Linked DNA regions of Homo sapiens: region 2 is linked to region 1. Evidence: chromatin loops called from intact Hi-C (ENCODE). Cell type or tissue: Calu3. All regions are shown on one strand. Links, peaks and the distances in the headings refer to the core of each region. The heading gives the core; the rest is flanking DNA.

Evidence for each region. A loop is a pair of places that touch in the nucleus more often than their neighbours do. Peaks named below come from ENCODE experiments on the same cell type or tissue, not always from the same donor. Only the 100,000 strongest peaks of a DNase experiment are listed, where the experiment ranks them.
Region 2: a loop joins it to region 1, with 14 times the contacts of the local background. A loop is called at or near these places in 2 of 110 quality-filtered maps.

What each region holds. Positions count from the first base shown.
Region 1 is chr4:10,647,009-10,663,390 of GRCh38, reverse strand. All of the region lies in intron 2 of CLNK (cytokine dependent hematopoietic cell linker), which reads left to right. Among named protein-coding and RNA genes, the nearest start is that of CLNK, 30 kb to the left of the region's middle. RefSeq lists a silencer at 114-291. In Calu3, for the core only: no CTCF peak of the experiment used is centred there; a DNase peak (open chromatin) is centred at 6,210.
Region 2 is chr4:10,707,326-10,723,707 of GRCh38, reverse strand. It overlaps a transcript of CLNK not described here. Among named protein-coding and RNA genes, the nearest start is that of LINC02498, 22 kb to the left of the region's middle. In Calu3, for the core only: no CTCF peak of the experiment used is centred there; no DNase peak of the experiment used is centred there.

The sequences.
Region 1 (16,382 bases), core at 2,734-10,733:
ACATAGAGAGTGATGAGAAAACTCCACAAGTACTAAGAAGGGATCCGGATGTCATGATTCTAAATTGCTTCGGAAATTAGCAGGCTATTTTTCATTGACTTTCCCTGCAACAAAACTTGCAGCTTCCCTAGCAATCCATTAAACTTCAGAAAGCCTCATTCCTCGGTGCTATTAGAGAAGAGCAGACAGACCCACTAGCGGCCCCATTACACCGCTGGGGCTAGATAAGGGCATCTTGGGGTTTGGTTTCCAGTACCTCTTCATCATTCTGGACAGGACTGATAAGAACCTTGACGCTGTGGTTCTGAGTGCTTTGGAAGAGACAAAGTCACCTGAGTGATTGCTTCTGGGCTCTTTCCAGTAAGCCAATGCCCTGCACTGGCCACCCAGGCTCTTTTGGGAATTTGGGTGAAAGTCACTCTTGCACATCCCAGATTGGGGATAGATCAGAGAGCAAAGGTCTCCAGAGTGTCCACTTTGAAATAAGGCTTAAGCAGTTATTAAGCTTGTTTTGTTCATTGGTGAAATTGTCTCCAGTATTGACGGAAATTTTAGAAAATATACAAATTACAAAGAAGAATGAAAATTGCCAATTATCCTAACACCCAGCACTAACTTGCTACAGTTGTCTTAGTTTATTTTTCTATATCTATGTGTAATATCTTAAAATTTTAGAAAATCTACTTTTAAAACTCATTGTTTTAAGTCATTCATTTAATAACAATGTTTCCTTTTCTGAACATTGTCTTACATGATTAAATTTTCTTTAAAATCATGGTGTTTTGAGCTATGACTTAAATAAGGTTTCTCACCCCTTCTCCACAATTTCAAAGTCAAAAGGCTTTGAAATACTGAAAGGTTTTTGTAGCTAATTTGACAGCAAAACCTGACATGCAACGAGGTAATGTATGTTCTTCATTAATCCCAATTAATCCAACCATCACATGTTTCACTACAGAAATATTAGCGTGTTTAATAACCAGAGGTTGTTCCAGTGTACAGCACATGCACTGTGTTACTTTTCTAAAATCCACCATATTCTGAATTCCTGGCCCCAGGGGATTTAGATCAAGCATGGCGAACCTGTATTTTATTTGGCAGTTTATTTTATCTTGCCCTTGGTGTTGGACGTTTAAGTTGCTACCTATAGAGTTTTATGAGGCAGTTTTATCACCAAGATTAAACTTAACACTATATACTCTAGGAGTATTAGAGCAGACGGTGTTGTGATGCTCCCCAGCAGACAACACTGTGTATGCTGCATACATTATGTAACTCTACCATAATAGTCTAATATTATGTAGGAACACAAGTTCATACTATCTAGTAATAACCTAGCAGTTCTTTTCTTGCATAGGGAATATGTATTTCCTATTTGCTTGTTTTGGAAAGAGTTTTGATGGTAAACAAAACAATAAAATAGAGATAGATATTTAGAGGTGGAGAGATTCGTAGAGGTATAGAATTCTACCTTCCACACATGGTTATAATTTCCTTAGCAATAGCTGTGTGAGACAGAATTGAGAATCTTCTCAAACACTCTTCTGGATAAAGAGCTGATTACCTTCTGAGCCTATGACTTAGGAAACAGCAAGAAAATTCCTCTTTGTATTGACATCAACAAAGTCACCTTCAAGTCAATGTTAATCATTGACATTTTGCATTTTCCTAAGCAAAAATAGTGATATTTCTCTGCAATACTTTTCTCACTTGAATGCAGTGTCTAGTTTTAAGACTGAAAGAGTAAAAATGATACAAAAATTGTTTACCCTCCCTGACACGCCAGGCACTGTGCTAGTCATTCTCCATGAGGATCTATGTCATACTTTCTGATGGCTCAGCACTAAAACAGCATTCCATATTGCCACATAAGAACAAGTTTCCCAAATTCAGATTCAGGAATAAAACTGACATATTTCTGACTCCAAAATCCGTGATCTTATATCATAAGACATAGTGATTAAGAACATCATGCTTGTGTATTTCTCATCACGGATACATCACCTGAGTGAATGACTGTTTTGCCCATTAGAGGCATATTTTCTCTTTGAAACCTTGCACAATAAAATGTATTCAGTTCCTAGGTGGTGATGTGTATCAGCTCCTCTTGAGAGGGCTCAATGTCTGGCACACAGGAGCTGCCCAATAGATGATATTTCTCTCGTGTGTATGAATGATAAAACTCCATGTAAACTCCAGATCATTATTTTCCTTCATGACATGTGTGAACAACCCCTGCTTTCGACCTCCAGGGGCACCTTCACTTTGATTTGCAGGAATAAATAAGTGTAAATCCCACTGAATCTAGAGAAAATGAGAACAAGCAATTTTGGCACCCTGAGATCAGAGTCCTACACCCAGCTGTGTAGTCAGTATGGCTGCCCTCCTAGTTACCCAGAAGTAATTATGAACCAACTCTCGGGCCAACTGGGTCTGTCCTCTGATGCTATCAAAGTCATATAGGTAGGATTCAGCTTCGTGGTTGGCTAGTAATTAAAAAGCTGCAAGCTGTGAGGGAACATAGCTGAAATCCAGAGATAGAGTTTGCCAGAGGTTGCAGACATGGCCAGTGATACTTTTGCAGGAGCAGCAGGTGTGGTTGGCTTCGAGACTCAATAAAGATGGTCGGTGATGAGGGAATAGAGGATGTCAAGATAGTCTTCTCTCTCTCTTACTGGCAAGATTACCAGCTGCTGATAGAACTAGTTGACTTAACTAGCTTATCACCACTTGGGAAACTTCCAGCTGAACAAAATCTCCTACTGACTGTCCACAAGGTTAGAGTTTTCATCATTATGGTCTTTGAAAATGTCACAAAGAATAATAAAGGCTCTGATGTACTTAATGCATGAGTTTGTTATCATGTAAGTAATGTAATTCTTTGTAAAACATTTAAGATACAAAAATATATACATAAAGAGAAACTACCACTAAATGAATCATTGAAAAACGGTAAATGGTATTGGATATTTCCTTTTAGGCTTTCCAATAAAACTATCCATTCTATTTTGTTTTTAACTTGAAGTATCATATGTATAATGTCTCCCAATGTTATTACAGTCGTTTTATAGCTATGCAATCTTTCAATCCCTTAGGCATCCCATATTTTATGGTCTTCCACTGCAGGAAAACAACACAACTCATGAACTAATTTGACAAATTCAATTAACATAATCATGCCCAAATATTAAGAGGCTGCATTTTGTTACATGGAAATAAGGAAAAACAATCATCCTAGGAAATATTGTGAACTAAACCAGTGTTTGGAGAACCTGATCCATGATGATAGTTTATAACAGAATAGTATTTGATTATAAAAACATACAGAGAAATCAGTAATAAAGTCCAGCATTTATGATTGCTATTTTAGCCATGAAGTCCAAAACACTGGTCATTTGCATGTCTATAATTTGCATTGGCCCAACATTCCCCTACAGATGAGACATAAGAAAGGAGAAAACTTGACTTCAGGAAAATTTTGTTAAGTTCAAGTACACCTGACAGTAAAATTGTAAAATGATTGCCAAAAGTTTTTAATTAATATGATTTGGGACCAATATCAGGAAGTCCTAGAAAATGTATCCCTTGGAAAGGAAAAAAAAAGGAATTCCTGGAGATCTAGATGTGTAAAATTTCAGAATTCCTGGTAAAGAGAGATCAGGTCACAAATAAGAGGAAAGAAGTACTTGCCATAAGCCAGATATCAGTTGCCTCCAGCTTGGTTCTTCATTCTTGACTTCCATTCTTCTCTGTATTTTTTATGGGGGTGGGGAGGATTTTTTCTGAGAGAGGTTAGAAAGGATTCTGTTGAGGTAATCCGTGAAAGGAGATGATAAAGTCAAATATTTATCTGTCTCCCATACTGGGGAGAACAAATACTTCAATAGAAGTATAGCTCTGCAATAATCCAACAGAAATATTGGTTGGCCATGTGCCAACAGAGCCGTGACATTTTAGGAACTTAGCCTCCCTGAGTCTCATTTTCTTTATTAAATGAAATCGTTATAGTAACTATCTCAAAGGGTTGTTGAGAAAGTTAAGCGACTTAATGTATACAGTGTGTGTAGCACCGTGTCTGGTACATAGGGAGCATGCCATAGGCGCTGTAGCCAATTGAATCAGGTTGCTGCAAAAGTAATCACACTTTTAGCAATTACCATTTTTTTGTGTGTTACGTTTTGTTTTCTTTGAGACAGAGTTTCGCTCTTGTTTCCCAGGCTGTAGTGCAGTAGCACGATCTCAGCTCATTGCAACCTTCTCCCGGGTTCAAGAAAGTCTCCTGCCTCAGCCTCCTGAGTAGCTGGGATTACAGGTGCCTACCACCATGCCCAGCTCATTTTTTGTATTTTCTGTAGACACGGGGTTTCACCATGTTGGCTGGGTTGGTCTCAAACTCCTGACCTCAGGTAATCCACCCGCCTCACCTCCCAAATTGGCAATTTCTTTTAATAGCAAAAACTGTGATTACATTTACACCAATCTAATACTTTCCAAAGATGGCTACAACAACGTATCCCACCCCACATGCTTTTCTGCAGTGTATGCTGACACTTCCCATTCAAGGGTGAATCTATTTCTCCACCTCCCTTAACTTGCATGGGCCTACAGCAGTTTTGACCAACAGAGTGTGACAGAAGGGACACTGTGTCGGGTCCGTGCATAGTCTTTAACAGTCTGGCCAGCTCTGCTTCCTGCCTTTAGAAGCCACCTTCCTCCAAAGTCATATGCTATGGCCGCTCTACTGTAGACACCCAAGCCTTGCGGAGAAGCCCTGGGGAGACACCCTTTGGGGAGATAGGGAGGCTGGGGCACTAGGCACCCGCCTTGAGAACCAGGGATCCAGTCTGGGCGTTCAGCTCAGTTCAGCCCTGAAATAACCATCTGAATGAAACAGCACCAGAGACCCCTAGAGGAAACCCCCCAGCTGAGAACCAGGAGAGATAAAAACAAACCGTCGTTTTAAGCTACTGTTTTGGAGTGGTGTGTTAGGCAGCAACAGATGACTGGAACAGATACTGTCGGCTGGCTATATCATCATCACAATCATTGCTTCATGCAAGGGCCTTTGCTGTTAGATATTCAGGATACAATTTAAAGATTCATAGGACCTGATATTCCACCATGAAGAACATTCATTGTAAGTGAGAATAATAATAAATCAGCAAGTGATAGTGGGTGAGCAGGATGCTAATAAGAGGTCCTCTGTTCTGAGTGTGTGCAAAGTGCTAAGAGGACACAGAGGAGTGAGTGGTTATTCTACTTGGAGCAAATCCTGGGAAGGGGTGTGGTGGCATTAGAGGAGACATCCTCACAGAGGCAGTGACGTGAGCTGACCTTGAGGAACAATGGGATGTTACCAAGCAGCAAATGGAGGAGACAGTGGGGATAGATTTCCTCAAGTAATTACAGCAGCTGGAGAACTTCTACCCAGATTTAATGTAAAGAATAACATTAAGACTGATAATTTGACTTCTGTTGCTCAAAAGCTGATTCTAAGTAATTGGAAAGATAATTTGACTACTTAGGATAGATGGTGGAATTTGATTTTTCATATCTCTCGATTGGCGGGGAGAAGAAGAAGCTGCAGTGCAAAATCAGAAGGAGAATAAAGGCCTGAATCTGGCTGACAATTTTTAAAATCCTGTGTTGGCCGTCTGGATTCTGCTGCCCTGAAATGCCTCCTTTTGGGTAGGCTGCAATTAGAGGCATTTGTGCTGCCATTTGTTCCCATTGTTGTCTGTTTGAACAAAAATTCTGTGAATAACGGAAATTATACATCCAGTTCATCTTCTGTAGATTTTTCTAAGAACTCTATCTGCAAAGATTCGAGGAGTTTTATGATGAAGAAACATGAAGTATTTCTCTACCATCTTTGTCAAGGTTTCATTTTCTCTTTTAATGTTTTCAATTGCTTTAAATGTTGATTAGATACAAAGGAATACTTATAAAATATGCATAAGGCATAAAGAACAATAAAACATATTAGATATGTGTATGCATTCTCAGTTTTTATGAATTACCATTAATTCTGATGTTTTCATTCCTCCTTTCATGTTCACAACTCCTCACCCCTAACAAGCAAAAACTATCCTGAAGTGTGGGTTAATCATTCACTTGCTTTTATCTTTAGTTTATATCATTATAAATACTTTGGTTTTGCTGGGTTTTGAGATTCCTGCCAAAAGAATCATGTTACAGATTTTATCTTGCACCCAGACTGCCGAGTTTTGATAACTGGTTCTACCAGTTACGAGCTATGAGTTCTTGAGAAAGTTAAGAAGTCTCAGTACCTGTTTTGTCATCTGCAAAATTAAAATAATAATAGTGTGTACTTTGTAGTATTCTTGTGAGAATTAAATGAGCTAATTTGTATAAGACATTTAAAACAGCATCTAGAACATAATGTGAGCTATGTAAATCTTAGTTCTGATTGTTCTATAGTCTGTTTTATGACTGCCCCAATGTACATTCCAAAGATAATCCATGCTATTGTGGATAGCCATATTTATTTCCATTTTATGGAAATATAATATTTTTATGTGCATATAATACCATTTATTTATACACTCTCCAGTCAATAGACACTTGAGTTGTTTCCTAAATATTGCTAATACAAGTGCTGTTAAGAACAATCCAGTTTACATGTCCTAAAGCATAGATTCAGGAGTATCTGTACAGAAGGTATATTCCTAGGACTGAAATTTCTGAGACTCAGCGTATGCACACCTCTGATTTTACTAGGCGATGTCACAATTACCAAAGCAGCCAGGTCATTTTATGCTTTCTACCCACAAGTGTGCCTATGTGACCCAGTTACTTCATGACTTTGGACAAAGTCATGCCAGTCCTTCCATACTGGCAGTTTTAATTTTTACGAAACCAGTGGGTGATTTTAATCTGTATTTTTTGACTATAGTATAGCTTTAATCTGTATTTTGTTGACTATGGTGTAGCTAAGCATCCTTTCAGATATTTATTAGCCATTAAGCTTTTCTCGTCTGCACACAATGCTTGTCAAATCTTTTGCCAGGCAAAAGATTTTTTTTTTTTTTTTTTTTTGGTCAGGCATTTGTCGTTTTCATATTGATTTGTATGCATTATTTATTTATTCTGCACACTTTTCTCATTTTGTGACTTGAGTTGTTATTCTCTTTTGATATTTCCTTTTGGTGACCGTAATTTCAGGTCAATGAGTCATAGCGAACTTTTCCTTATGATTCATTCATTTTGTGTATTGTTTAAAGAAACTTAACATGAGATCATAGCTTCCTACGTTGAATTCCAAACATCACAAAATCTGCCTTTCACTTTTAAATCTTTAATAGCCTGCAATTGATTAATTTGTGTATAGTGTGGAGGAGTTTGGGGATCTTTTCTTTCTCTCTTTTTCTTTTTCGCATGGATAAACAATTTACCCGGCTCTATATATTAAAAATGCTATCGGCCGGGCGCAGTGGCTCACGCCTGTAATCCCAGCACTTTGGGAGGCCAAAGCGGGCAGATCACGAGGTCAGGAGATCGAGATCATCCTGGCTAACACGGTGAAACCCCATCTCTACTAAAAATACAAAAAACTAGCTGGGCGTGGTGGTGGGTGCCTGTAGTCCGAGCTACTCAGGAGGCTGAGGCAGGAGAATGGCGTGAACCCGGGAGGCTGAGCTTGCAGTGAGCCGAGATCGCACCACTGCACTCCAGCCTGGGCAACAGGGCAAGACTCTGTCTCAAAAAAAAAAAAAAAAAAAAAAAAAAAAAATGCTATCTATCCCTCCTCCACTCATCTGCAATGCCAGCTCTGTCGTAAACCAAGTTTTATTAGGTAGATCTTTTCTAGGTTTTCTTTGCCATGATACATTATCAGCCCCATGTCAATGCACATGTCCTAATTAGTATAACTTTGTTGTAGCTCATGATATCTTGGAATTTATATTCCCCAGCTAGCACTTCAGCAGGACGTTGGCTCTTGAATGTCTGCTCTTTCATGTAAATATAGGATACACACACACACTCTCTCGCTTTCTCTCTCTCTCTCTCTCTCTCTCTCTCTCTCTCTCTCTCTGTCTTTGGGGGTTTTAGGCCGGAATTACTTTGAAATCTACAGATAACTTAGAAGATAAATGACATCTTTATGACGTTGGGTTCTCTAGTTCACGAACATGTTATATATCTCTAGAGAGACCAAGAGACAGAGAGAACTTCTTCAACATAATGCCACAATGTTTCATAATTTTCTTTCCAAAAGACCAGACCTTAACATCTTTTTGAGAAATCCTTTTTTTTTTTTTTTTTTTTCGAGTCGGTGTCTCGTTCTGTCACCCAGACTGGAGTGCAGTGGTGTGATCTCGGCTCACTGCAAGATCAGCCTCCTGGATTCACGCCATTCTCCTGCCTCAGCCTCCCTAGTAGGTGGGACTACAGGCGCTGCCACCGCGCCCAGCTAATTTTTTATATTTTTAGTAGAGACAGATTTCACCTGTGTTAGCCAGGATGATCTCGATCTCCTGACCTAGTGATCCGCCCGCCTCGGCCTCCCAAAGCGCTGGGATTACAGGCATGAGCCACCACGCCTGGCCGAGAAATCATTTTTAGACATTTTACTTATTTTAATGATATTGTAAATGCTAAGATATCAACATTTCATATTTTCATGTCTGTTGGTAGTGTATATTTTTGATGGGATGCAGACAACAGGCTTCCTAAAAGTTTTATCAATTCGAATAATCTGTTTATTCTTTTATGTTTGTTATATAGATAATTATATCATCTATAAGTAATTAAATTTTATTTCTTCCTCTCCATTTCCTTTACATTTTTTTCTTTCTTGCCTGACTACACTGGTTAGGCTAGATTAAAGTGGTGATAGCAGGCACCTGTGTTCTAAATCTTGAGGTAAATGCTCTAATGTTTCACCACAAAATGCAAAGCTTGTTTTCAGGTTTAGGTAGGCTTTGAATATCAGGTTAAAGACTCTAGGTTGCCAAGAGACTTTCTATATATATATATATATATTTAATCAATATATATTTATCTATATATTTAATCAATATTTTCCTTATTTATTAAAGTGATTATATATTTTTCCTTCTGCTTTTGTTAATATAAAGATTTATGTTAATGGGTTTGGTAATGTTAAACGAAACTTGAATTTCTGAGATAAATTCAACTTGGTCATGACATATTATTATTTGTTAGTACATTAGTGCAGTGTTTCATTAATGAGTATTAATGAGAATGGCCTGTAATTTTCTTTCTTTCACTCTCCTTGCTGGTTAGCATCACATTTGTGCTGGCCTCATCAAATGAGTTGCAGTGTATTTCCCAATTTTCCATTCTGGACAAGAGACTATGTAATGGGGAATACGTTGGACCTTTCTCAGCAAACTGATCTTGAATTGGTATTTCCTTGAGGGAAGATTTTCAGCTATTGGTTCAATATCATTGATGGTTATAGAAAGATAGTCAGTTTTACTATTCCCTCATGAGTAATTTTTGTTGCTAGATATTTTTCTACATACGTGTTTGTTCACTAATATTCTTTTACCATTTTAAAGTCTGTTGTGCCTATAATGATGTTCCCTTTTTCAGTTCTTACTTGGTCTGTTGGTGTCTCCACTTTTGTTCCTGATTAAGCTTGCCAAAGGTTAATAAATTTCAGTAGTCCTCTGTATTTTCATTTCATTTTTGATACGAGTAACTTCTTTTTATTATTTCCTTCTGTCTGTGTTCTTGGCAATATGAGTTTGTTATTTCATTGATTCGCCAAATTAGGTGCTTTGTTAATTAAATTTTAGCCATCCTGTTCTACTATAAATATTTCAGTTATGTATTTCTATATTACTGTTAATTTTAAATATTAAATTCCCATTATTATTTATTCTTTGAATTATAATTTGCTGATTTATAAATAAATTCTGGAGCATTTTTACTACCTTGTCACTGATTTCTAACTTAATCATATGGCAGTTGTAAAAAATAGTCTATAAGCTTTATTTTGTGAGTTTTTTTTGAGAGTTTATTTTACGTTCTTTTTTTTTATACTTTAAGTTCTGGAGTACGTGTGCAGAATGTGCAGGTTTGTCTGCACATTTTGTATACCCATGACACATAGGTATACACATGCCATGGTGGTTTGCTGCACCCATCAACCTGTCATCTACATTGGGTATTTCTCCTAATTCTATCCCTCCCCTAGCCCCCCATCTCCTGACAAGCCCCACTGTATGATGTTCACCTCCCTGTGTCCATGTGTTCTCATTGTTCAACTCCCACTTATGAGTGAGAACATGTGTTGTTTGGTTTTCTGTTCTTGTGTTAGTTTGCTGTGAATGATGGTTTCCAGTGTCATCCATGTCCCTGCAAAGGATATGAACTCATCCTTTTTATGGCTGCATAGTATTCCATGGTATATATGTGCCTTATTTTCGTTATCCAGTCTATCATTGATGGGCATTTGGCTTGGTTCCAAGTCTTTGCTGTTGTGAACAGTGCCGCAATAAACATACATGTGCATGTGTCTTTATAGTAGAATGATATAAGGGGCATTTTTTTGCAATATTCCATGTGTGCATGAAAAGAAGGTAGATACCACCATAATTGCATGCAGTGTTATAGAAATATCAACAAGAATTTTGTAAATTATTAAAAGACCAGGCATTAAAAACATTTAAAGTAATTGTGAATTTGTCTGTTTCCTGATAGTTATTTGCAAATACATGTATGATTGAAACAGGATTTTCAAACTATTATTCCCTCCTGGTGAACTAATTTTTATGTTGTAATGTAGTGACCTGCTTGGGAAAAACATCTTTTCCTGAAGAGTTTATTTTGCCTGCCATTAATATAATAACCAAGCAAGCTTCTTTTAGTATTTTAATGCTCCATCTTTTATATCATTTTATATTGACACTTTTCTATTCTTACATTTTTGGTATATATCTTATAAAAAACATACAGAATTTTTAATCTAGTGAAACAGATGTCTTTTTTTTCCTTTTTTTTTTTTTTTTTTTTTTGAGACAGAGTCTTGCTCTGTCACCCAGGCTGGAGTGAAGTGGCGCGATCTCCACTCACTGCAACCTCCACCTGCTGGGTTCAAGTGATTCTCTTGTCTCAGCATCCCAAGTAGCTGGGATTACAGGTGCTCGCCACCATGCCAGGCTAATATTTGTATTTTTTAGTAGAGACAGTGTTTCATCATGTTGGCCAGGCTGGCCTCAAACTCCTAACCTCAGGTGATCCACCCACCTTGGCCTCCCAAAGTGCTGGGATTACAGGCATGAGCTACTGCACCTGGCCTCAAATGTCTTTTAACTAGATAATTTTCTCCATTTACAGTTACTAAAATTACTGACATTTATCTCTAAACTTTATTTTTTGCTTTCTATTTGACCCCCCTTTTTGTTTCTTTTTTTTTGATCTCCTGTTGTTTGTGTGCATATATGTATGTGTATTTTTCTAACTCCATTTTACTTCTATCAGTTTATCTTATGTTTATTATATATTCTATTACTATTTTGTGATTTCCATAGATATTTTAATACACAAGTAAATTATCAACATCTATAGCTAAATGATATATTTACAGTCTTGTAGAGTAATAATGGAACTTTCAACACTTGAATTCTGATCACTCACAATTTATATGCTACTGCTGTCATGAATTTTAATTCTGTTATTAATTAATTTTTTAAAGATTTTTATTATTAATGTTTCAAACAGTCAATACTTTTAAATATTTACCCAAATAGTTAGCATACTCTTTGTCTTTGGTCATATTTTATTTTATTTATTTATTTTTTAAAGCACATGCAACTTTATTCTAAATAAACTGGCAAAGGAAATCATAAATTCAGGCCCCAGTGTGTGATGTTCCCCTCCCTGTGTCCATGTGTTCCCATTGTTCAATTCCCACTTATGAGTGAGAACATACGGAGTTAGGTTTTCTGTTACTGTGTTAGTTTGCTGTGAATGTTTGTTTCCATCTTTATCCATGTCCCTGCAAAGGACATGAGCTCATCCTTTTTTATGGCTGCACAGTATTCCATGGTATGTATGTGCCACATTTTCTTTATCCAGTCTATCATTGATGGGCATTTGGGTTGGTTCCAAGTCTTTGGTATTGTGAATAGTGCTGCAATAAACATATGTGTGCATGTGTCTTGATAGTAGAATGATTTGTAATCCTTTGGGTATATACCCAGTCATGGGATTGCTGGGTCAAATGGTATTTCTGGTTCTAGAACCTTGAGGAATTGCCGTACTGTCTTCCACAATGGTTGAACTAACTTACACTCACCAACAGTGTAAGAGCGTCCCTATTTCTCCACATCCTCTTCAGCATCTGTTCTTTCCTGACTTTTTAATGATCGCCATTCTCACTGATGTGAGATGGTATCACATTATGGTTTTGATTTGCATATCTCTAAGGACCAGTGATGATGAGGTTTTTTTCATGTTTGTTGACCGCATAAATGTCTTCTTTTGAGAAGTGTCTGTTCATATCCTTTACCTACTTTTTCATGAGGTTGTTTGTTTTTTTTTCTTGTAAATTTGTTTAAGTTCCTTGTAGATTCTGGATATTAGCCTTTTGCCAGATGCATAGATTGCAAATTTTATATGTCAAACCTTCCATTGAGGATTGCATTTTTCAGTATGAAGAACAAAATTTGGAATTTTTTTTAAATGAAAGCATATAGTAAGAAAAGACTTTTTAATGCTAAAAAAGCCTTTATTTTCTTACAATGATAACTTCATTAGAATTTATTAGACATATAATTTCAGATTGACAGTTGTTTTCTCTCAGACTCATAAACTTATTTCTTATTCCCTTTGGCAAACAACAGGTATTAATGAAAAATAAAAGCTTTTGAAGGCAATATTTATTTTCTCTCTGGATGCTTTTAAAATCTTCTCTATGTTTTTTGGTTTTCTGTAGTTTTACTATAATATGGATAGATGTGAGTTTTTTCTTATTTAACCTGCTTTGGATACGTTGGATATCCTGATTCTCTATTTTGTTGTTTTTCACTATTTCTCAGTACTCTGTCATTATCTCTTTGAGTATTTTTTCCTCTCATTCTTTCCCATCTTTTTCTGAAACTTTGATTAGATGTATACTAGACCGTCACGTTTTAGCCTTCATCTCCCAACCTTTCATTCAGAGTTTCTATTTCTTCACTCTAGCCTGAATGCTGAATGATGCATTTTAAGGATTTACATATCAGTTAATGAGTTAAGTATCTTTATTTGTGTCTAAACTGTATTAAACCTATAATATAATTTTTTTCACAAATCTACTTGATCATTTTTATGTCTCATTTTTATTTTTTATATGAAAGTTCCTTTTCCTTAGTTAAACATAATATGTACACTTTGTTCATGTGTCCACTAATGGATATATGGCTGTAACATTTGTCCACTAGTTTTAATATCTAGACTGAACAGCTAATCCTGTTGTCTGTCATTTCTTCTAGTTCTCACTTTGCTGCTGTTATCTGAAGCATTTTTTTTTTTATTTTGTCTGCCTGCTCATATTTCTTACAAATTAACCCATGGGAATTCTTTGAGGCCTGGGTTGAAATTGTGCTCCCCCAGAGAAAATTTGTATTTGTTTTTTGGGGTGCCTAAAGGAACTATTAAAACAGGCCTTCCTTACATTACTCAGATTGAAGGTTTCTAGACAATCTAGGCTGGAATCCCATGCATATTTGTTAATTCTCAGGAGGAAATTTTGTCCCTTAAGTATCAATGTTTGAGAGTAGAGAGGTAGGCTTATTTCTAGTTCACCCTTACCCTGAGAGAGCAGCTCTTTAGGGGCCAGTTTTACACACAGGTGGGCCTCCTATTAGACTCCTTTCCGTCACTCTTCTGCTAGATTATTCCACAGTGTAGAATATGTGAGCTTTGTATCAAGTCTCCCATGTTCTGCCAGGCCATGAAAATTAAAGGCCATTTTCCTCTGTGTTGGCAAAGCAACCAAGGAGAAAGCGATTTCAGTTCTTTGCTTCTCTTTCTAGGTTCTCATCTTTATTCACCTTCATTTAGATTTTGGACTCTCTCTGAATAGTCCCTGCTTTTGGCATCTATTAACTGAAAATTAGTTGCTTAAAAAACTTTGCTATTGAAGGTTAATCATGATATCTGTTTATTATGCTACAAGAAATAAACAATATTCTCCCTGTGGAATTCAATTTTTTTATTTTAATAAAATTATAGTTAAAATAGAAGGAAGTAGGATTTTACGTTTTTCATTCAATCATTGGTGCTCTTATTTTTACGTAAAGAAAAGTAACACATCTGTTCTTTGCTTAACGTGATTCACTAACGTTTTACAAAGGCACCTTCAACGAGCATGAATTAAGCTCTTACTGCATGCCAAACTTTGTGCTCTTCCTATTCAAATACATTATCTCAATAGATTTAATCTTCAGAGATAAAGGATTCAAGGGCTAATCTATATATTAAGATGCAAAAACCAGATCTCCCTGGTTTGAGAGATGAAAGAGTGGAATGAGCACTGACCCTCTCATTGTCAGGGAAATGTGAAGTCGATAAGATGCATGAGATGATTGAGATAACTTTGAGAAGAATTTTATTAGTACTGAGCTTCTGTGTTCTTTCAAGCTTTGGGCATGAATGTCTAGAAGAATGGAACAAAGGGGAAACCATTGACTCAGAACCAGAAAGCCAGAGCCCTCATTTTCTCTCCACCTTTCACAAGCTCTGTGAACCCAGGCAAAACCTTTACTCTGTAAGCCTTGGATTTCTTCATCGGAAAAAGAAATACTATAACTTCTACCAATTTTCTCCACCATCTTTCATATGACCATGCTTGAAGTAGCAGAACATTTGATCATGAAGATAGATGACTATGGCTGCTGTGACAAGAGATTATGTGAGAAGAGATTAAGCCTTGAAATAAACCAGACCACAGTTCCAATCTTTTCTCTGCTAGATAAGAGTTACATGATATAATGTATGTAAAGCACATGAGAAATATGTGGCATTGCATGACACTTAATTTTTAGTTCTTTGATCTTGGAGTCCTAAGACAATAACAGCTCCAGCATATAATAGCATTTGAGACACAGATAAATTGGTCAGTTTCATCTATTACATAAAAGAGATAATAATATATGTCTCACAAGACTGGTCCCCTGATGCCACTTGAGATAGTACATGGGAAAGGTCTTAATCACTTCAAAAGGACTATAAATATGAGGTATCTCATTACGTGGTAACTTGTACATTGAGATATTTAGCTAAGAATATCAGTAAAAAGATAGGGAGTCTGTCCTATAACACCAGGATGCAAGTGAAATACGAGGCATGATTCCAATTTTTTCTGGTTTCCAGCCTATGTAGAAGGTGAATCTTCAGGGTCTGTTAGTGTCCAGAGATGAGTCACAGTGAAATCAGTGGATTTGACACAATTAGTTGTAGTGGAATGAGCACTGACCTAGAATCTGGAAATCCCGGTTTCAATTCAGAATCTATGGCAACTTTCTGAGGATAAGAGGAGGAGCATCTATGGGACTTAGGGCATAATATATCTATGTTTATCGGTCTTGCATAGCCATCACCTACAATAGTGTCTTTCATGGGTCAGCTGAATGAACAAGTGAAACATTTTTTTTACAGTTTGTTTTCCCTCTGTAAAATAGTGATCAAAATGCCTACCTCTTGGAATTACTTGGATATATAGGAAAGGCCTCACCCAGGACATAGTGGTTACTTAATATAGAGTACTTCCCTCCCTGAACTGCTAATAAGAATCTCATATCTGTATCCTAGGTGGATTTAATATGACTTCTTTTTCTACAAGTCAGAGCTCAATCATATGTCCATAAAATAAGTGCTCTTCCAACTCCAAAAAGCTATGTCTTAAATTCCCTTCTTGTTCTTCACTGGAATTAATTTCAACAAATAAAAGAAAATGAACAGATTCTGCTGGCAGAACTCAAAATCCAAAGGAGACTCATGTATAACTATTTCCCAGTCTTCAAAGACTTCAAAATCCACCAGCTCAGATGCCTCATAAAAAGTAATAATATAGAAGACAGAAACTGAAAATGTCCAAGGACCTCCAACAAGCCTGAGATTCTGTGATAGCAGGTACTAAGTCCCCACTTTTCACCAGATAGTCACAGAGGGAAATGGTTGAGAAAATGAATGATCTCTTGATACATAACAAGTTTTTGTGGTAACTTCAGGGCCAGCCTATGATGAGCTATGATTTCTGTATCACATAGAGACTGGACCCACTTAGTAGGGGTTAATGAAGTAAGACTCAGCCCCTATCCCTGAGTATATGAAAGTCTATGGGGGTCTGGAAGGCACACAAATGACAGCATCGCCTGGGAAACACAAGGATAGAGATGTATACA
Region 2 (16,382 bases), core at 3,614-11,613, 59 kb before region 1:
TAGGCATGATTATTACTAATAATGTTGTTATTACCGCACAAGGGTCTCAATGAACAAGAAATAGTCCCTGCCTCAAAGAAGTGGATAGAAACGCAAAAATGATTTCCCATAATACCATAAGAGCCAGCATTTCCTCAAGGCTACCTACATTCCAGGCAGTTTCCCAAACACTTTCTTAGTGTTATTTCTCTTAATCCACACATCACTTCTGAGACAAGAGCCTATTCATATCCATAAAGTCTTAAGGAGAGAGAGATTCAGAGAGACCCACAAGTTCCTCTGAGTTAAAAGGATTATTAAGTGGGAAAAGTAGAATTTAGTCTTTATCCATTTGATCCCTAAACTTCTTAATATACTCCACTAGCATAATTAGAACCTGAACCAAATGTATACATAAGTGTTACTGAGGCAAGAGAATAGGGTCTGGAAGCACGGATCGTAAGCACTTCCTGGAACTAAATCAAAGGGAAAACCCCCAACTTTCTATGCCCAAGTAAATAACTTTGTAACTTCACTGCAGCTATGACAGGAAACATCCTCTTCATTTGCATGTAGCCTGTATACCAAGTAAAGAACTTTGTAACCTCACTATACCCTCTTCATTTACATACAGCATACACCAAGTAACCAATAGGAAATGTCTAGAGGGGTTGTTTTTTTTTTTAATACAGAGTCTCGCTCTGTCTCCCAGGCTGGAGTGCAGTGGTGTGATCTCAGCTAACTGCAACCTCCCGGGTTCAAGCAATTATTGTGCCTCAGCCTCCCAAGTATCTAGGATCACAGGTATGCACCACCACACCTGCCTAATTTTTGTATTTTTAGTAGAGACGGTGTTTTGCCATGCTGGCCAGGCTGGTCTCGAACTCCTGACCTTAGGTGATCCACCCGCCTCGGCCTCCCAAAGTGCTGGAATAACAGGCGTGAGCCACCACGCCCTGCCGTCTAGAGAGTATTGAAACCCCAGAAAATTTTGTAATGGTGCTCTTGAGCTGTTTGCTTGGGCCCACTCCCACCCTGTGGAGTGTACAATAGCAGATCTCAATAAATCTGCTTTTGTTGCTTCCTTCTTTACTTGCTTTGTTTGTGTGTTTTGTGTAATTCTTTGTTAAGAATGCCAAAAACCTGGACACCCTCAACTGGTAACATTATGAGAGCAGAGAAGAGCAGGTCATTCACCCCCTGCTATGGAGAAACAGAGTTATCGAAAGCTGCATAATAGTGGGTCACTAGGTTGACAAGTGGAGAAAGGACATTCTTGTGGAGGAAACAGCAGGAACACACGCAGAGAAAATGGAAAGCACATAAAGCCCAGCTGAGCTAGCGGGAGATGGGGCTGGAAGGGGATGTTGGAGCCATGTTGGTGAGAGCCTTGTGTTTCATATTTAGGAGCTTAGGAGCTTGGATTTTATACTGGGGGTCATCAAAATTCAATCCCATTGAATCTGTGACTTGGTACATCCTTCTTCACCAAATTGGTGAGTTGCTCTCCCTCCTTTCCTCTTGCATGTTTACCTTATCATATTTATTTACTTATTTTTGAGACAGGGTCTCTCTCGCTCAATCTGGAATGCAGTGGCATGATCAGGGCTCACTGCAACCTCCATTTCCGGGACTCAAACAATCCTCCCACTTCAGCCTCCCGAGTAGCCGGGATTACAGTCGTATGCCACCTTGCCTGGCTAATTGTATTTTTTGTAGAGATGGGGTCTCACTATGCTTCCCACGATGGTCTCAAACTCCTGACCTCAAGTGATCTGCCAGCCTTGTCCTCTAAAAGTGCTGGGATTACAGGCATGAGCCACTGCCTGGCTGTTTATTCATATTTTTATGCCAAGCAGTATGTCAGGCTTTGGCAATACAATATGCACCTGTCAACCTTGGTTGTTTGGTTGGATTGGTACTTGCTTGATGAATGTGTAAATAAATGTGAGCTCTCTAAATGCAGAGGTCATGCCGTGCTCCTTCTCCCTCTCCTGGTGCTTAGTACAACGCCTAACATACAACTCGATAATTACTGTTTAAATGAAAGATAAAGCAAACAAGTGAATTAATAAGTTTATAAATGAATGAATGTATGAAAATATAAATGTGTGGACAAATTGACTTCATCAGCAAATGAACAAAAGAAGAAAATGTATCAATATTCTACCCTATCTTTCCCTATAAGGAGTGTAGATTTTACCTACACATACCATATGTTCTCTACACTTCTTTCCACTACAACATGACTCAGAAGTAGCCCATATTCTTGGGGAGAGAATTATGTCAATGTGTTCCTTTTTAATTTTTCAATAAACTTTTAAAATTTCAGATGATTGTAGAGTCTCATGCAGTTTTAAGAAATAAAGCAAAGATCTCTGTGTGCCCTTTACCCATTTTCCCCCAGTGGTAGTCCTTTCAAAACTATTATACGATATCACCATCAGGGCATGCAGTCGATACAGTCAAGATACAGAACTTTTCCATCATCACCAGGATGCAGCCCTTCTATAGCCACACCCAGTTCCCTCCAGCCCCCAACTCCCTCCTCAGAGCCCCCACCTCCCTCCTCAGTCCCTGGCAACCACCTGTCTGTTCTCCATTCCTATAATTTTCTCATTTCCAAAATATTATATTAATGGAATCATATATAAGTAATTTTTCTTGATTGACTTTTTCACTCAACATAATTCTCTGGAAAGTCCCCCAAGTTGTGTATGTATTAACAATTCATTCCTTTGTATTGTTGAGTAGTATGTGATGATACAAATGTACCAGTTTATTTAATCATTCAGCCACTGAAGGACACTTGCATTGTTTCCAGTTTTTAATATTATAATTAATTTGTGTACCAATTTTTGTGTGAACATAAGCTTTCATTTCTCTGGGATAAATGCCCAGGAGTGCAATTGTTAGTTGTTATTTTTTTAAGAAACTGTCAAGCTGTTTTCCAGCGTCCCCGTACAATTTTACATTCCCATCAGCAATGTATGTGTGATCCATTTTCAACATATCCTTGTCAGCATTTGGTGGTGTCACTATTTTTTTTTGTATGCATTTTTGTTCAGTTCTTTATTTTCATCTCTCTTGTGGTTTTTCTGTACCTCATTACGTTTTCATAGTACAGTAGAAAGTAAATGGTACACGTTTTGCGGAGGTTTTTAAAGTCATTCTAATAGGTATGTAGGGATAACTCATTGCAGTTTTTTAATTTTCATTATCTTAATACCTAATGATGTTGAACATTTCATGCGCTCATTTGTCATCTGCGTATCCTCTTCCGAAATATCTGTTCGTATCTCTAGCCTACTTTCTAATTTAATTTTTTTCATCGGGTTTTGAGAAGTCTTTAAATAATTTGTAGTGATGTTCCTAGTAATCTTTCATTCCTAGTCATGGTAATTTGTGTTCGTTTTTTGTCAGCCTTTTCAGAGAAACTTGTAAATTTTATTGATCTTTTTAAACAAACAACTTTGTTTCATTGATTTTTTTTCTGTAATATATTTTGTGTTTTGATTTGTTTCTGTTCTGTATTGTTTTCTTCTCTCGGCTTCCTTTGGATTTATTTTGCTATTTTTTTCTAGGTTCTTGAAGTAGGATCTTAGATTATTGGTTTCAGACTTCATTTTTTTAACATTTGCAGTTAGTGCTCTAAATTTCCCTCTCAGCATTGTTTTAGTCATAGCCTACAAAGTTTTTATGTTACAGTCTCATTTTCATTCAACTCAATGAATTTTTTTTTCAATTTCCACGGAGACATCCTCTTTGACCCATGGGTTATTTAGAATTGTAGCTTAGTTTGAAAGTGTCTGGGGATTTTTCTGGTATCTTTGTTACTGATTTCCAGTTTGATTCCACATTGGCTCTGTATGATTTTAAATACTTTAAGTTTGCCAAGGTTTGTTTTATGTCCCAGGATGTGGTCTGTCTTGATATATGTTCTATGGACACTTGAGAAGAATGTTATTCTGCCATCATCGGATGGAGTATTCTACAAAGGTTGATTCGATGCTACGGTTGATGGTTTTGTTGAGTTCTTCTATACCCTTGATAGTTTTCTCTTGGGTTTTTTCTATCAATTATGGAGAGAAGAGTATTGAAGTCTCCATCTGCAATTGTGAATTCATCTATTTCTTCTTTTAATTCTATCCATTTTCAGTGCATATATTTTATAATTCTGTTTCTTTGTGTGTGTATGCACACACATTTAGGACAGTTAAGTCTTCTTAGTGGGTTGGCCCTTTTATCATATTATGTTCCTCTCTATCTCTGGTAATTTTCTTTTCTCTGATGTCTACTTTATCTAATGTTAATACAGTCACTCTTTCTTTTGATTAATCTTTGTAAATTAATTAAAATTAAAAGATTTATACATTTTCCATCCTTTTACTCTCAAACTGCCTGTATTATTATATTTGACATGAGTTTCTTTTAGTAAGCATATAGTTGGCCTATATATTTTAATCCACTCTGCTAATATCTGTCTTTTAATTAGTGTATTTAGACCATTTACACTTAGTATGACTACTGATACGTTAGGGCTTAAGATTGCTATTTTATTTTCTGTTTTCTGTTTATTCTTTCTGTTTTCATTTCTGTTTTATTTTTCCTGCCTTCCTGTGTGTTATTTAAAAACTTTTTTAGAATTACATTTTGATTTATCTATGGAGTTTTTGACTGTATCTTTTTGAAGAGGTTTATTTATTATTTTTAGTGCTTGCTCTAGGTATTAGCATTATACATTCAACATTTACTACAGTCAACACAGTCTGGTGTTGTCATTTTACCAGTTCAAATAAAATATGGAAAAATTACCTCCTTTCCCATCTCTCCTTCCACCTTCCATTTATAATATAATTATCATGAATATTTCCTTTATATACATTTAGAACATATTAGACGGGTTGTAATTTTTGCTTTACCATTAAACATAATTTTGAAGACTCAAGAGAACAAGAAAAATCTATTTTGTTTATCCATATTTTAGCTTACTGTGTTATTTCTTTCTTTCTGATGTTCCAAGATTTCTTAACATATTTTTTTTGTTGTTTTGTTTAGAGAACTTCCTTTAGCCATTTGTTAAAACAGGTCTGCTTCTGCTAGTGACGAATTCTTCTAGTTTTTTTTTTGTTTTTCTTTATCTGAGAATATTTTAATTTCTCCTTCATTCCTGAAAGATATTTTACTAGATATAAAATGCTGGCTTTACAGTTATCTTATTTTCTTCAGGACTTAAAAAATATTGTGCCACTTTTTTTCTGGTCTCTATGGTTTCCGATGAGAAATTCACTGCCAATCAACGTACTTTTTCTTTATATGATATTGTTTCTCTCTTGCTGCTTTCAAGATTTTTTCTTTGTCTTTAGTTTTCAGAAAATGACTATTTGGGTTTTTTGTGTTTGTGGTTCATTTAGCTTCTTGAATATGTGGATTTATGTATTTACAAAATGGGAGAGTTGTCAGTATTTATTTCTCTGAGTATTTCTTTCAACCCTTCCCTCTTTCTCCTCTCTTTCTTGGGCTCCAATGGCATGAATGTTAGATCCAACACGTTTTAATTGTTCTACTTCCAGTTCATTGATTCTTTACTCTGACTCTTCCGTTCTGCTGTTGAGCCCATAGATTGAGGTTTTGTATAGAATTTTGTTTTATTTTAATTTTGGTTATTGTATTTTCACTTCTAAAATTTCCATTTGTTCTTCTCTATTTATTCTATTTTCTATAAGACTTTGCTGTTTTTGCTAAGACTCTTATTTTTTCATTTGTTTCAAGCATGTTTGTAATTGCTCATTGAAGCATTTTTGTGATGACTCTTTGAAATCTTCATCAGATAAGTCTTACATCTCTGTTGGCATCTATTGATTGTCTTTTTCTCACCAACTGAAATTTTATGGTTCTTGGTATAATGACTTTTTTATTGAAAACTGCATATTCCAGGTATTATATTATGAGACTCTGGATTTTACTTAAACTTCGTGTTTTAGCTGGTTTCCACTGATACCACTCTGACAAGGGAAAGAAAGAGGCTCCCAGGGATAGTGTGGGTATTGAAGTCCAGATTTCTCACCTGGCTCCATTGATACCTCCCTTTACCAGTGGGGTGGGAGTGCCTCATACAGCTTTTCTGTTTTGTTTTTTGGAGTCTCGCCCTGTCACCCAGGCTGGAGTGCAATGGCGCCATTTCAGCTCACTGCAACCTCTGCCTCCCGGGTTCAAGCAATTTTCCTGCCTCAGCCTCCCGAGGAGCTGGAATTACAGGCGTGCATAACCACATCCGGCTGATTTTTGTATTTTTAATAGAGACGGGGTTTCTCTAAGTTGCCCAGGCTGGTCTCAAACTCTTGGCCTCAAGTGATCTGTCCGCCTCGGCCTCCCAAAGTGCTGGGATTACAGGCGTGAGCCACCACACCCGGCCACGGCTTTTTACTCCACCCCCTCTGATACTACCCCAATGAGGAGGGAGAGAAACACATCACTGTTCAATGAGGCTGAAAGTCTAGGTATCCTACATGGTCTTTACAGACACTGACATGGAGAGGGGGCTTTTTATTGCCTGGCAAGGAGGAAAGCTCTAGTTTCCTGCTCAGCTTCCTCCCACACTACCCCAGCTGGGCATTTGGGGCCCCTCATTTCAAACAAGCAAAGTGACCATCTAGGTTTCCCACTCATCCTTGGCCAGTGTGGGTGGAATATAATTTTTTTTTTTTTCTGTGGCGTTTGGCTACGATAGGACAGTTATTGTCTAAAAGTTTTCTGTCTGTAACTCCAGCACTTTGGGAGGCTGAGACAGGCGGATTGCCTGAGGTCAGGAGTTCAAGACCAGCCTGGCCAACATGGTGAAACCCTGTCTCTACTAAAAATACAAAAATTAGCTGAGCATGGTGGTGTGTGCCTGTAATCCCAGCTACTTGGGAGGCTGGGGCAGGAGAATTGCTTGAACCCAGGAGGCAGAGGTTGCAGTGAGCCGAGATCACACCATTACATTCCAGCCTGGGTGACAAGAGTGAAACTCTGTCTCCAAAAATTAAAAAAAAAAAAAAAAGTTTTCTGTCTTGCCAGCCTGCCTCTTTCCTATTCCTTTTGGTAGAGAGGGAAAGTTTTCATTAAGGCTTTTCTCATCTGTGTCTATCAGTATTTGTTGATTGTTAATTATTCAACTGAAGTTTGGGACACGTAAAACAGAAAGAAATCTCAGGGAACTCACCACCTTGTTGTTTTTTAGGTTTAGAGGTCCCTAGCCAGTCTGTCACCTTCTCCCCACAATTAAGCTTTCTCAAATTTTTTAAAGTATGCCCAGGGTTTTTAGTTGTATTTAGTGGAAAAAAGTAGGTAAAAGTACATCTACTCTGTCTTCTCAGCAGAGGTCACAATTGTTCTTCATGGTTCTCTTTTAGAAATATTAAATTGCTTACATGCCTACCTTAACTGAGACATTTATTTATTTATTATCCTATTTACTTGATCCTATCAGAATCCTCAACCTCAAAGCCAACAAAAGGTGAAAAAACAAGGAAAAAGAAAAAAGTCATACAAATTTTCCTGGCTTAGGAGAGAGTTAATGTTCGAAAGAAGAAACTTCTTGAGAATTAATTCAGAAACCGCTTATTGTTGATTTAATATTGCTGAAACCTCAATTCTGTGGCATTCACTTAGAAATCCCAATTTTAAAAATAATCTTGCATGTTCAGCCTTCGTTATATATTATTAAAAAACTTTCCTACCTTCTCAAACAGCGGAGGCTCAGGAAAAGAATTCACCTCTTCTTGATGACTCAGATCCTAATTCTAAGCAGCTGGGGCAGTTTGTTTTCTCTCTGCCAAGCAGCTACGAGCTCTTAATGCATTTTCCTACATCTGCAGGCCCCACATCCCTAATTCCTGCCCGTAATGTTCTGGGGAATTGGAAGTGAGATAACCATGCCTGATGAAGTAGTGCGCTGAGGACACAGGGCTTCTCCTACCAAGCAACCAATAGGGATTTTGACACAGGTGATTTTGATAATAATTATAGTGATACTTAAGTAATGTAAACTTAATTTAATATTCTTAGTTATAATCTATGTACCTGAAGTTGCCAAACAAGTAGATGTTAAAGAAACAAACAACAAAGACAACAACAAAATATAAAGAAGAAGAAAAGAAAGAAGGAAGAAGAAATTTTCCTTTTGGAAATAAAATTTGTGGAATGTTAGTTTGAATCACAAGAGTACACTGGATCCCTTACAGATCCTATTATTTTGAATAAGTCTCACTTTGCAACATTGTGGCAAAGACTATTATCCATATTTTGAAAATAAGAGAACTGGGGCTGGAAGTTTAAGTGAATTGCCCAGGTCTGGATTCAGCTCAATTCTGCCCTTATCCGTTCTATTATGATGGGGCGGGGTGGAAGCTACAAGGTGTAATTAAACACACGGACAATAAACCCCATGGTAAATGTCATAATAAGGTGTTTCTCAAACACTGTTGGGCAGTTGACTCCCAAGTCAGTAGGTCTAGAGAGGGGCTTATGGTTCTGTGTTGCTAACAAGGTCCCCAGTGTTTCAATGCTGCTGGTCTACAGACTGCATTTTAAATAGCACGGACCTGAAAGACACACTTTGACAATATATAAAGGACAATAATATGAATTTGATTTTTAATTGAAAGTATTTGAGGCAATTTATTGTTTTTGTTCCCCTTAAAAAATAAAATATAGTCATAAAAATTACATGATCATTTTATTACTGATACTGAAACCAAAGAAGGATGTTGATTTAAGGTAGGGGAAAAAAAAACTTAAGGTACATAAATACATTAAAAGCAAAATGCTGAATAAAAAAAGAAAAATTCTTACCTCTTACCAGCATTTTTCAACATTCTTTAGCCACACTGATGTCAGAATGTATAATGTAGTGGCTTGACAAAAGACTAACAAATGAAATCAGGATTTTGTTAACTAGAGTGCCTTTTTCACTGAGATTTGCAATATTTAACTTAAAGTCATGGAATAAATATGAGAATAAGCTACTCACACGCACACACACACACACACACACACACACACCACAATGAATGTATTATCTAAGATATTTTAGATTAAAAGAGATCTAAGGACCACAGAATATATATACCAGCTGCTGTCCTGATTTTTGATCTATGATTTGTTTAAATCAAAACAATAACTTTCTGCATATTAATCTAAAAGAAAATATTTAGCCATTTGAACACTATATACCTAAGTATGTTCCAAATGATTCTCCTTTCCATGGCATATTAATTGTTCTTCTGTGACAAAAAGAAGTTTGTAGGAAAATAGGTTTGGAAAACTCAGGTCAAAGTTAATAAGATTCTTTACTGGAGGACTTTGCAGATATTAACTTGCTTCTTTTATTTCCCACTGTTTAAGTTTTTCATGGAGGGTAGTTATTTCCCTGCCCTAACCTCTCTTAAGTAACACGAAATATTCTACTCAATTTAAGTCACAAGTATAATCTTGCTTTACTGTGTAAAATGTTTGTTACTATTTAAATAGCAAAATCACAAACCTGATTTTGAGTCTCAGCCCCTCTCCTCCTGGAAAGGTCTATAGTTTGTGGAAGCCACAGCCTGGGAAGGGGGCTCTGGTTGGCTGCAGCTCTTTCTCCTCCCTGGCACTTTCTTCCACCACTCTTCCCCAACAATATCTGCCTGTCTAGGCTTGTAACATGGAAAGAAAGCAGGAAAGGAGAGAATGACAGGAAGATTCTTGTTTGGCCGATAATGTTTCGAGCTGCTGCCCAGATTTGGCAGCTTCAAAAGGCCCATGAAATGTCTAAAAAAGGATTGCATTAGTCTATTTTGCATTACTATAAAGGAATACCTGAGATCTGACAATTGGTAAAGAAAAGAGGTCTATTTGGCACATGATTCTTCAGGCTATTTAAGAAGCATGGTGCTGGCATCTGCTTGGTTGTCACATGATGAGAGAAGGAGCAAGGGAAGAATGGGAGGGATGCCATGCTCCTTTTAACAACACGCTTTCACATGAACTAAGAATGTAAGAACTCATTATTGCAGGGAAGGCACCAACCCATCCATGAGGGATCCATTTCCAGGATCCAAATACCTCCCACTAGGCCCCACCTCCAGCACTGGAGATCGAATTTTAACATGAGATTTTGGGGGGACAAAAATTCAAACCATATTAAGGATAAATTTTAGAAACCCCCTCACTACCCCCAGGTCTCTCTCTACAGCTATGTGATATGGGCCATGACCTCATCTTCCCCTGCACCTTCCTCTATCTCCTCCACCTCCTTTTGGCTGAGGTTGTTCCCCCTTCCTCCTAGCACCATCTTGGACAGGAGTTAAGATTAATCCACCCCAGTTCTCTGTTGTTCATGGCACTCATTTCGTCCATGTCTCACTCACACATCCTTTTCCCAGAGTAATTCGTGGAGTGTGGGACACTTGACAACACCATCTCCCCCATCCAATCCAGTTTATCCACATACAACTGGTCAGCTTCTGTCTTATTCTTTAGCTGTGTCAGGGATGATTCAGATTCCAGATCTCTGTGACCACCACTTTTACAGTCCAATGGGTTCTTCTTTCCTACTGCCCAGAAAAAAGCCAATGCACTGAGATCAGCAGCTCTTGCAGCAGAGAAAAAATTTAATAATCACAGCGAAGACAAGCAAAGAGGTTGGAAGGCGTCTCTAAAATCTGCCTCCCCAAGATCTCAGAGACTACGTTTTTTAAGCATAACTTGGTGGGCAATGGGCCAGGGAATGGGGGCTACTGATTCCTTGGGAATGAAATCATTGAGATGTTGAAATTAACTTCATGAGCTAAGTCAGTTTCTGGTGGGGGTCATAGGACCAGTTTAGTCACCTCTTTCCTTGGTATGGGCCACATGTCTGGTGGGCATCAGTTGGTCCACAAGAATGTAAACTCTGAAAAATATCTTAAAGACCAGTCCTCAGTTTCACCATAGTGATGTTATCTATAGAAGCAATTTGGGGTAGTTATAAATTTTGTCCCTCCCACTGTCCCTGGCTACATGACTCTGTGAGCAGTAAAGTGAGCAATTATAGAAAAGCAAGCTAAGAAACAGTGGCTGGTTGCCATTTAACTTCTGCTTATGCCTTAACAGAATTCCACCCTTGACTATAATTTCAGACTTGTGGCTTTTCATTAATGCTATACAGGCTATTTTAGTCCCCAAGCATGGAGGGGTTTATTTTCAGGAAAGGGCTGTTATTGTCTTTTCTTTTTTAAAGTTAAACTATAAGCTAAATTCCTCCCATTGTTAGTTTGGCCTATTTGCAGAAATGAGCCAGGGTGGTTAGCTAATGAGGTTAGAAGCAAGATGAAGTCAGTTATGTTAGATCTTTCTCATTGTTATTGTTATAATCTTTGCAAAGGCAGTTTCACCACCACCACCACCACCCCACCCCTGATCCATATACTCCACTGCAGGGGACTTAAGCAAAATTCTCTAAGTGGTCCTGCTGAAGACCACCACCTGCCCCCACAAATCACCAGGCTTGAGGTGACAGACTGGCACCTCCTCACCTTTCTCTTTATGAGGGGTAAAGGTCTCACAATAAAGCCACATATTTTCCAAAAATATATATTCAAAAAAATTCTCCTTATACTCTCCTCTGATGCCCCTTTTGATACCTTGGACATGGGTGAGACATCTAACTCACTTTTGATCACCTACTTTGAACTTTCTGCATGTGATCTAGCAGATGCCGCACTTCCTTTGAAACGCGATATCCATTGTCTCCCGGTGCCCCAGCCAATATTTCCATGTTCAGGTTCTGTTGAATATGCTAATGAACCTCTGGAATCCCCAAGAGTATTTCTGAAATTTCTCCCAACTTCAAACCTTCTTTTTATGGTGCAGATCACAGGAGTAGTCAGGAATTCTTCTTGTAAATACTTCAGTAGAATGTTGGCATTGGACAAGACAAGAAATAATCTATTTCAATTCCATTCTTTAGTAAAGTGGATGATCTGAGACTCACAAAGTTTATTGGCAAAGTCAAGTCACCCAGGTTCTCTGGGAGAGCTGAAACAAAGCCAGCTGCCCTGAGTTGGACACTCCTCCACCACTAATGTTCAGGAAAAAGACAGGCTTCAATATTTAAGTTTTTTTATAAATTTAGGGAGAATAAAAGTATCTTTCCAGTTTTAATTGGGCTAAACCAGTGTTTCTAAACAATAAGACTCCATGAAGAAAACATAAACACTATGTGTTTCTAAGACTCTCAGTGTTCTCTGAGACATTTTGTTTTATGGATTAATATATACTTTTTATATTTCAAAATTATTTGGCAGCTATTCTTGGAAGAGAATGTTCTGTGACTCTGCAGTATTGGACCAGAAGGTCTTCTGTGAGATTGAAGACCCAAGTTAGAAAGCACTTGTTTTTGCAAAGGGAAATTGATGTTTCTTATGCTTGTATTGGACACCAGGCCCTGTACTCCATGAAGAAAGGACCTCAGAGGTCTCCCTGTTCCTAATTCCCATGACTTAGTGCAATGAGTCAGTTGAGATCAGTGATGCTTTAGTGTTCCAGACATAGGTTTGGCCACCAGCGCATAACTTTAGAGACAGAGGAGTATGCTGCTTACACGTTCTGCATCTGTCATATTGATCTACAAATTTTTGTTTGCTGAGAAGCTGGAACCACCACACCTTAAGCATGAAACCAATCTGAAGTCAAGACAGACTCTTGAAGTATAAATAGCACACATCTTATTCTCAGGGTCAAACACCTCAAACCCAAAAGGAAACATGCTTACAGCTTTGGGTTCCAAAGTCAAAGCAAATAGGCTCTTCTACCTATCCGATTCCACAATGCTTCTCATCAAATTCTTCATTTGTCTTTTATGGAGGAGTGATATGTGAAGAGGACTGTACAAAAAATTGCAGGCAGAACCTGAGTGTGAGGAGATGACAATGTCAAGGGAGACAGACATAACCAAGGCATGAACAGGTAATGTCTGTAGTATTAATTACCCTAATCTAATAGGAATTACCTCTGGGAGGCTGGCTCAGGGGAGAAACAAGGCCTCTGACTTTGGAGTTGAGCACTTCACAGCTCCATTTCCAATCAAGTTCCTTTGCTCTCAAAGCAACAGTCTCTTCCACTGTCAAATGGGGGCAAGAACTGTGCCTGCCTCAAGAAATCATGACAATGAAATGAGTTCATGCTTTTAAACTAGCCACACAGTGTCTGGCACATAATCACTTCTTGAAGAACACTGGTTCTTATTATTAGAGAGGGCTATGATAAGGAACGCATTCCAGAAAACAAAAACTCAGAAAGGCTGGTACCCTTTGGTTTCTTTGCTTCAGTTTACTTAGTCCACTTTTTTTCCTTTTATATTTTAATTGTGATTGAAGGACCCCAGCGCTGGTTGGTGTGACTCCTGCTTTCTTGGTCTCTCATCACTCCCAGACTGAGAAGCACGGAAAACCAACCACTCTTAATGCCTCACTCCTCTGCCCAGAAATACAAAGGCTGTGTTTCTGACCAGAGCCCAGATCTCTGCACTTGCTTGAGTTAGGATCCCCACAGAGAGGGCAACCTGGGTAGCTCCCTTTTGCCTCTTACTTTGTTGTACTTATTAACAGAACCCCCTTTCCCTTACAGAAATGTTTCCATCTGAATATTGCAATCAAATGATTATCATATCAGTTATCAATAATGCTGCCTAACAAACACCACCATATCAAAGACTTGAAACAGTAAGCAATTGTTGAGCTTGTAACTGAGGGTTGCTTGGGGAGTTCTTATGGTCAGGTCCAAACTCTGCTGGTTTGAGCTGGGATCCCTCCTGCATCAGTGATGTCAGCAGGGGTGTTGGCCCATGATGGGGTGATCTTGGATGGCTTCACATGTCTGCAGTTGTCAGCTAGGGTGATAGAGCCACTGGGCCTTGTGTGTCTCATCTTCCAGCAGTCTAGCCTGTTGGTGTTTATTTGGTGGGTTACTTAACAGGGTTCTAAGTGAGCTAAGAAAAGTGTGCAGTCCTGGAGGCCTGGTCTTAAAATTGGCATAGCATCCTTTCCGCCACAATCTGTTGCCCAGAGCAAGTTACAAGGCATCTAGATTCAAAGGAGGGAAATGGAATTTACCTCCAGATGGAAGATCTAGGATATCATATTACAAGAACCTGGCTACAGAGAGGAATAGAGAATTATGGCCATTTTTTGCCATTAATTTATCAATTCTCCGTGTCCAAAGTACCAGAAGTAGGAGTTTAGAATCAGAAAGACTCATTGAAATTAGCTGTGAGATCTTAGGAAAATGACTTAACTTCCACGAGACTTTGTCTCCTCGTTCATAAAATGGGGACAGTGATCACACCAACCTCACATGGCAGTGCTAATGATTAAACAAGAAAGTCACTCTGAGTACAGTGCCCAGACACGTTTGGCCCTTGAACACTTGAAAAGGATAGTTATTGGGTATTATAGTGGGTGCTCAGTAAATATGAAATTTATAGATAGTCTATGTAAAGTACATTCCACTGAAAAAGTTTTTTGAGTCTTTCAAGTGCTGTATTTTACAGACAAGAACATAGAGTCAGTATAAGCATAGGTCTGAAACTCAAGATCCCTGATTCATGTCTGATACCATACCACTATCTGCAAATCATAGAATCTTATTAATATGAAGCTTTTATTAAAATGATTAAGTGAGTCTCCCTGCTTAAGTAGAGTATTTTAATGCTGTTTGGTAGGTCCATCTCAATTGATTTGTTAAGCCAGGCTTTTCAATAGATCTCTTCATTTTCTAGAAAAATCAAAAGAAGAAAGTTTTATAGCGTAATCATAGAAGTAGTCTCTGGCATTTTGGCAGTCACAAACTGAATCCTGATCTTTTTCCCTTTACATTCCGTGCTCCTTCTGTGACACTGTAAATGCTATGAATGAAGGCTCTTCAATTCCTTTCAACATGCATGAAACGTCCTCTAATGTCTTGCAAAAACAATGTTCTGCTTTATCCACTCCAGGCCTTCCTGTACCCTACCACCAGAGTGGTTATCTTAAAATGAAAATCTGACCATGATGTGCCCTGCCTTCCCTGAACTATCAATGGTCTATAGGATAAAAGATAAGTAGAGCCCTTCACCTCTGGCCTCTGCTCTCCTCTGCAGCTCCATGATGCCCTGTAAGCCCTACTTTGTGCTTATTTCTGTGGGTGCTCTAGATATGCTAACATGCTGTTGTATATGCTATCTATGTACACTGGTTAAGAGGTGCATCTCGACTCCAGCTCTGCCACTGATGGGCATGTCACCTTGGGCAAGTTACTTATTTTCCTGCATTCAGATTCCTCATTTGTAAAATAGAAAAAAAAAATAGTGTTCACCACAAAGGGCTGAGAAGATTAAACAAGTTAATATGCATAAAGCACTCAGAATAGTATCTAGAAATAATAAATATTGTTAGTTTTTATATTATTATCCAAAACAATAATCATGAAAGTCTTTTGACATAAAAATTATACTCCTACTTTCGGATGCGAAAAACTGGGGCTCTGAAAGGTTAAGGAGCGTCAGGAAGTCACATAGATGGGATTTGAGCCCAGTCTCTCTGACTTCAATATTGAATACTGTCCACTTCCTCCTGCCACTTCCTCCTGTCATTGGGAATCTCATACTGTTGCCTTGTCTCTTGTCTCTATTCCATTGTCTGGAACCCCACTATCTCATCTTAGTCCAGTGAAGGTCTACTTTGCTTTCAGCGCTCAGTGCAAGTATCATTTCCTCCCTAGGAAACTTCTAGCTCTCTCCAGGTGACTATTTTGGGTCTAAGACATCCTCTGCACTTTCCTCCTTTGTGATCCATGCTGCACTGTGGCATCATCGCCTCTTTACCTCTATGTTGTGAGATGTGCAAGAGTGGCCACTGGGTCTTGTTTACACCCCTATCCTCTGAATGAATAAAGAAATGAATGAACCTCACTTATGTCCTAAAGAAAAGTCTATGATTCCCTGGCACAAGAAGGGGTGCCTCAGAGAACTGTTAATGGAAAAACTGAACTGTAAAGAGGTTTATTCTGAGTCCATATGGGTGACCATGGCCCAGGGAACCATCTCAAAAGGTCTTGAGAAAGTATGCCAAAGGTGGTCAGGTTACAGTTTGGTTTTATACATTTTAGGGTTACAGGAATAATAGGCACATTCATAAATTAATACATGGAAGGTATACATTGGTTCAGCCTAAAAAGGGGGAATACCCACAAGTGGTAGGTGGAATATCTTGAAGTGACTGACATTAGTCTATCTTGCATTACTATAAAGGAATACCTGAGTTCAGACAATTTATGAAGAAATTGATGGATTCAAAGATTTTCTTACTGGCAATTGATTGAAAGAGTTAGGCTTTGTCTAAAGCAAACTTGTCCAACTCATGGCC